2 separate regions of the Mus musculus genome follow, and region 2 is linked to region 1. The links are chromatin loops, found by intact Hi-C in ENCODE. Cell type or tissue: left cerebral cortex. All regions are shown on one strand. Each heading gives the region's core, and the rest is flanking DNA. Links, peaks and the distances in the headings are about the cores only.

What was found. Hi-C counts contacts between places; a loop is a spot of excess contacts. Peaks named below come from ENCODE experiments on the same cell type or tissue, not always from the same donor. Only the 100,000 strongest peaks of a DNase experiment are listed, where the experiment ranks them.
Region 2: a loop joins it to region 1, with 4 times the contacts of the local background. A loop is called at or near these places in 12 of 42 quality-filtered maps.

The regions. Positions count from the first base shown.
Region 1 is chr10:125,500,049-125,502,968 of GRCm38, reverse strand. No RefSeq gene overlaps it. Among named protein-coding and RNA genes, the nearest start is that of Gm40795, 66 kb to the left of the region's middle. In left cerebral cortex, for the core only: no CTCF peak of the experiment used is centred there; a DNase peak (open chromatin) is centred at 1,534.
Region 2 is chr10:125,263,535-125,266,454 of GRCm38, reverse strand. The region is part of intron 3 of Slc16a7 (solute carrier family 16 (monocarboxylic acid transporters), member 7); the gene reads left to right. Among named protein-coding and RNA genes, the nearest start is that of Slc16a7, 44 kb to the left of the region's middle. In left cerebral cortex, for the core only: a CTCF peak has its summit at 1,330 (motif pointing left); DNase peaks (open chromatin) are centred at 743, 1,335 and 1,630.

The DNA of each region.
Region 1 (2,920 bases), core at 245-2,744:
ACAATTGGCATCTGGCCAACCCACTACATTCAATGGTGGTGATAGCAGGCACACTTTCTGTGTAAGCTCAAGGCAGACCAAATCCCAACATGGAAGATAGAAGTGGCAATGTGGTCCTATCCCTAGCTGTTGGTAATCAATAGCTTCTACAAGAAGAAGAGTTCGTTTTCTTTCTTTCTTTTTCTTGCTTTCTATTTATTTTTATTGATTATTTTATTTATTTACATTTTAAATGTTATACTCCTTCCCAGTTTCCCCTTCACAAACCCCCTATACCTCCCCCTGCCTCTATGTGTATGCTCCCTCCCCCACTCACCCACTCCTGTCTCAGAGCCCTAGCATTCCCTACCCTGGGTCATCCAGCCGCCTCAAGACCAAGGGGTTCCCCTCTCATTGATGTCAGATAAGGTCGTCCACTGTTACATATGCAGTTGGAGTCATGGGTCCCTCCATGTGTACTCTTTGGTTGGTGGTTTAGTCTCTGGGATTTTGGGGGTTCTGGTTGGTTGATATTGTTGTTCTTCCTATGGGGTTCCAAAACCCTTCAGCTCCTTAAGTCCTTGCCATGACTTTTCCATTGGGGTACCCATACTCAGTCCAATGTTTGGCTGCCTGCATCTCATCTGCATCTGTGTTGGTCAGGATCTGGCATAGACTCTTAGGAGACAGCTATACCATGCTTCTGTTAGCAAGCTCTTGGCATCCACAATAGTGTCTGGGTTTGGTGTCTGAAGATAGGATGGATCCCTAGGTGGGGCAGTCTTTGGATGGCCTTTCCTTCGGTCTCTACTACACTCTTTGTCCCTACATTTCCTTTTGACATGAGAAATTCTGGATTAATATTTTTCAGGTGGGTGGGTGGACTCATCCCTCAACTGGAAGCTGTGTCTATCCACTGGATATGGTCTTTGCAGGTTCTATCTCCTCTTTGTTGGGTATTTCAGCTAATGTCTTCCCTGTTGGGTCTTGGAAACCTCTTGGGTCCCTGTCACCTGGGACTTTCTAGAAAGTCCCAAGGTTTATTTTCTTTAATGGATTTGCCTCTGTTAAATGTTTCAGGGGAACAATACACTTACCCCGTGCTCTAGTGGAAGAATATGCATCCAGGATTATACATAAATGGCACAAAATGTACTTTATAGGTGTACAAAAATAGAAAAGGAGACACAAAATTGGATGGATAATGAAGAAGGGTAGATCTGAGAGGAGTCAAAGGATAGAGTAAAATGTGGTCAAAATATTTTGCAAGAAATTCTCCAAGAGCTAATCCTCAGCATGTTCTTTAATGCTCTACAGGAAAGTCTGGCAGCCTCAATGACCATTCTGAGAAGAAAAGCACGATTTCTGCAGACTCCCCTGATGTAGAGCCTTTGTCCTTACACCAGTATCCATTCTCTCTGCATGGTTAAAGGTTTCACACCAACTACAGTCTGTCCCACAAGCCTCAACAATCTGCACTGAACAGCTACAGAAATGAGTCTTTGTTTCTTCAAATGAGAGTCGGTAAACTACATGTAAATTTAGGCAGCCTGGAGGCTGACTGTTCATTTACCCTTACTGTTTTCTCTGTAAAATAAAACCCATCAGTGAAAAACACAGCTTTGATGCTTACAAAATAATAATGACTAAAGCTTGTTAAATATGTATTACACACCAGACTTTCCAAGCAGGATTGCAATAAATAGTACTTTCCCCAGTGCTCAGCAGGATTTTTATATTTTTATTTTATATATAAAGAAACTGAGGCTCTACCGATTTATGCAACTTGCTCATGTTTACACAGGGGATGAGTGTAGACAGACACAACATCTATTCTACAGTTCAGATTCTTAATGATTCTAGACTGATAGAGGAAATGAAAATTGATGTGACCTGCATAGTTCTCTATAGGAAGTTGGACTTGCATAATGTACTGGTTGGTGTTGTTTGTCTTCTTGGTAAGATCTGGAATCACCTAGAACAAGCTTTCAGGCATGCCACGCACGGATCCTTTAGATTAGGATGGGCTCTGGACATTCTGTGAGGGATTGCCTTGACTAGGTTGGTTGAGCTGGGAAGGATTGGCCAGCTGTCCTTGGGATTGAATCCTAGACAGATGAAAGAAGAAAGCTAATTGAACAGCAGCATCCTTCACTCTTTTCTTGGTGACTACACACTCCATATCAACAGCTGCTTCAGGCTCTAGCCGTGTGCCATGAGAAGCTGTCCTCTCAAAGGTGAGCTAAAATAAACCATCCTTCCTTAGGTTGTTTTTATAAGGATGTTCTTAATGCAGAAATAGGAAAAGTAATAATAGACCATCATACAGACACTGAAGTGAAGCACAGAACAGGTCTACGTCATTAGCCACAAACACTGCTCACGTCATGCCATTGTGCAAGAGTCTTCTCTTTCAGTTTTCCTATCTAAATTGGCTTTCAAGCACATATTTTCTTGGCAGGATAGGGTTCTAAATAACAGCTTATACTCAAGTAGCCATGTACTGATGAGCCCTTTGAGCTTTGTTAATTATTAATGATTTAAATGCAGGCATTTGCTGTATTTGTCTGAGGTCCATTGTGAGTGACGCTCTGTGCTTACAGACATTAAGCCCGGTGCTCTTAAGGATGACCTTTCTGAGGCTAGTACAGTGAATGGAGAGGAAGAAAGCATACTTTAAAATTGCAAAAGCCTCTTCGATTTCCAGTCTAATGAAAAATGGTGTATTTGTCTGGGAGCTCTCAGTGTTGTTGATTTCTTCTATCATTTAAGCACAAAATAGCAGTTTCCTTCGCATGTTCTCTGAATATTGAATAAAGTGTGAAATCAAAAATATCTCACATGGAGATACTGGAGGAAACAAAGAATGAGGGTCAGATATAGCAATTCTGAATGATAGACAAGAGACAAGTACTTGTGTGCTTTTACTGCCATTTTTGAA
Region 2 (2,920 bases), core at 263-2,762, 240 kb after region 1:
CAGTCTGGCAATAGTCGTTTACTATAATGAGACAGACAGGCAGAAATGATAGTGGAAGTTTCAGGTTTTTTTTTTTTTTTTAAAGGGGAGAAAGAATGTTTTTGCTTGCGAATCATAGAGGATACCTAAGCAGCCAGGAGACAAGGGCGCTCATGGAAACAGTAGATTATAAAACTTGATTACTGGCTTTTATTGTAGCCAAGACTTTAAGAGATTAAGTATTAACATCAGAGGGCAAAACTAGTTCAGATAGTAAATGGAGCCTCGTGGCACCGGCAAGAAAACAAAGCAGGCATTCAAATGGGACTGTTATCGCCCTTGTAAAGGGACAGGGACGTGAGCCAACAGGAGGAAGCCCTGCCTGCCCTTTGAAAGCAAACGTGGAATTTCGTGATCTCTCAAGCATTACTGCCGTCTCCGCTGCTGTAATGATTCCAGTGAAAGACAGCTGACTCGTGTAACCCTGTGTCTCAAAGGCAGATGAAGATGGTACCAGTCAAATACCCATCTTATTTCTAATTAACACAACAGTGGATCATGTGAATCTTAAAAAAAAAAAAATCATTTCCTCATTAACAGTTACCTTCCCCACCTCTTCACGGGACCTTTCGGGACTTTAAAGGTAGATGGCTTGCTCGTTCCTCACATGGTTCTTACTGGAGGTTTTAAAATCTATTTACCAACTCCAAACCCTGGCATGGGCCAAGCCTCTGTTCTTGGTCTTAAACTACACATGGTTCTGGCAGTCAGCCCACTCTTTGTGGGATTCCAGCCTGTTCTGTGGCTCTCGTTCCGACTTTATCTTATTGAGGACAGCCGGTAGTCTTAGTGCCACACACCGTAGCCTTGTCTTGGAAGGAAGGAAGGTGCCGACGACTGGCCAGAGGCAAAAGGCCATTGCACACTGAGCTTAAGCTCTTAGAGTCGTGAGCTTCCCGTGCGAAAGAATCCGTTGAGGAGCTTGAAAGCTGTTTCGTGACATCTGTGTCTAGGGCAGCTCCAAAGCTTCTCCTGTCCAGGGTGGAAGGCATTGGGAACACCTTGAAAATCTTTGGTGTTTGCAAGCGTGCTGTGAGGAAGCAAACACTTCTCAGAGCTAGGCTGGACCTTCTCCTTCTTAGCACTTGACTCTAGGCGAGTCTTAGGAATAATAGCCTTACAATGATGTCTTATAAGTGTTTATTAAAAATCAGGTCAGAGGGGACAGAATGGAGGGCTCAGTAGTTTAAGAGCAAGGGATGCTCTTCCAGAGGACCTGGCTCCCACAAGCCAGCTCACACTCAGTTACACACTCAGTTACAGGGAAGCAGTGCCCTCTTCTGGCTTCCACCGGCAACAGACATGCATGCACGTTGATGCATAGACCTACAGGTCAAACACATACACATAAAGGAATGAACTAAATGCACATTTTAATCTGGCAGAAGCAGCTCTGGTTACAGGGTGAGATGCTCCATTTCTGCAGATAGGAGAGCAGGGTAGGCTTCCCATAGGGTCACACGCTAATGCAGCTCCAGCTTTGGGTTCCTAGCATCCACACTCAGCCTTAGAGCTCTTGCACGAAGCAAAAAGGCATTGACTTGAACCCTCGGGGGCTCCTGAGGCCAGTCAGGACCTGCGAGTGATAACTCCACGCTATTGATTTGTCAGTTTACAGTTAATTTTGGGATGCGGAGGAAAGAAGAGCCACAGTGTTCAGATTGCTGCCGGCCAAATTGCTGCTTCATGAGCCAAATGCCCACATATAGAGAGGAAGCGAGAAACCGCTGTGGAAATGAAAGGATCAACAGAGATTTGTCACAAAGAAATTGGAATTAAGTCATGGAAAACATGCTGAAGATATTTGATGAGACGCTAGGGAGATATTTAAAATAATCAAGCAGTTACCGAATTTATCACGATCTTAGAAAATGTAGAAGAATAGGAGGAGGGAAAGGAAAAGAGAGCAAATGTTGATGTTGAAAGACATCAGTATTGTTTTCCAGTATGAGAGTCTCGGGAGATCTTTTGGGCTGTAGTAAATGTAAGAATGAAGAGTTCTCATGCTGTGCCTTCAGCAGTCTCCTTTTCCAAGATAAGTACAGTTTCCTTTCGCATCCCCTTTCTTTCGGAATGTCTTCATATCAGTGTAAATTGTAGGACATGGATTACCCCCCTAATTTCCCAGATTGAGGTTGGTTTGGTGAGTGACAGGACGTGGATGTTTCGGAAGAGATATCTTCCCGTAAGAGAAGCCGTGGTAGCTGTACGCAGTGCAAATAGGTGGATGACTCGGTGCACAGACATTGCCGGATGAAGGAGCCACTCCTGGCTGAAGAAGGAGTGCTACCTAGGATTCCAGAGGAGTAATCCCCGTGTCACTACTTATTTAAGATGCCCACAATGTTTATTTACTAGTAACTAGCCACATTGAAGTAGTAAGAGAAAACTGGGGTGCTCAAACTGAAAGAAGAAAGGTTTTTTTTTAATAATTATGGAAGAAACAGAGCAAAAGCATAATTACACATTATTTACCTAAGAAGTGAAGTAGAGTTTTCCTCCACTGGTGTTTCATACACTTCAGAAAATATTATATCAGTATACCCTATCGTTTGTCATTAATGCTTTTTTATGCATTGTTATACCTTGCTCTTTATTATATAATTTCATTATTTACAACAACTCTTAAATTTAAAAATTTTGATCATACTATTTCCTTCCCCAAGTTGTCCCAGATCCTCTCCCATGTCCTACACACCACACTTTTAAGTTCTTTATCAGAAAATGAGGGTACAATAACAACACCCCCCAAAACAAGGAAACAAAGTAAAATCACCCACACCCTCAAAAAAAAAAAAAAAAAACCTTGCAACTGAGTAAATGTGCGTGCAAAAAAGAGTAAGGAGAGACCGGGAAGCTTCACCCATCCTGCATCTTTAAC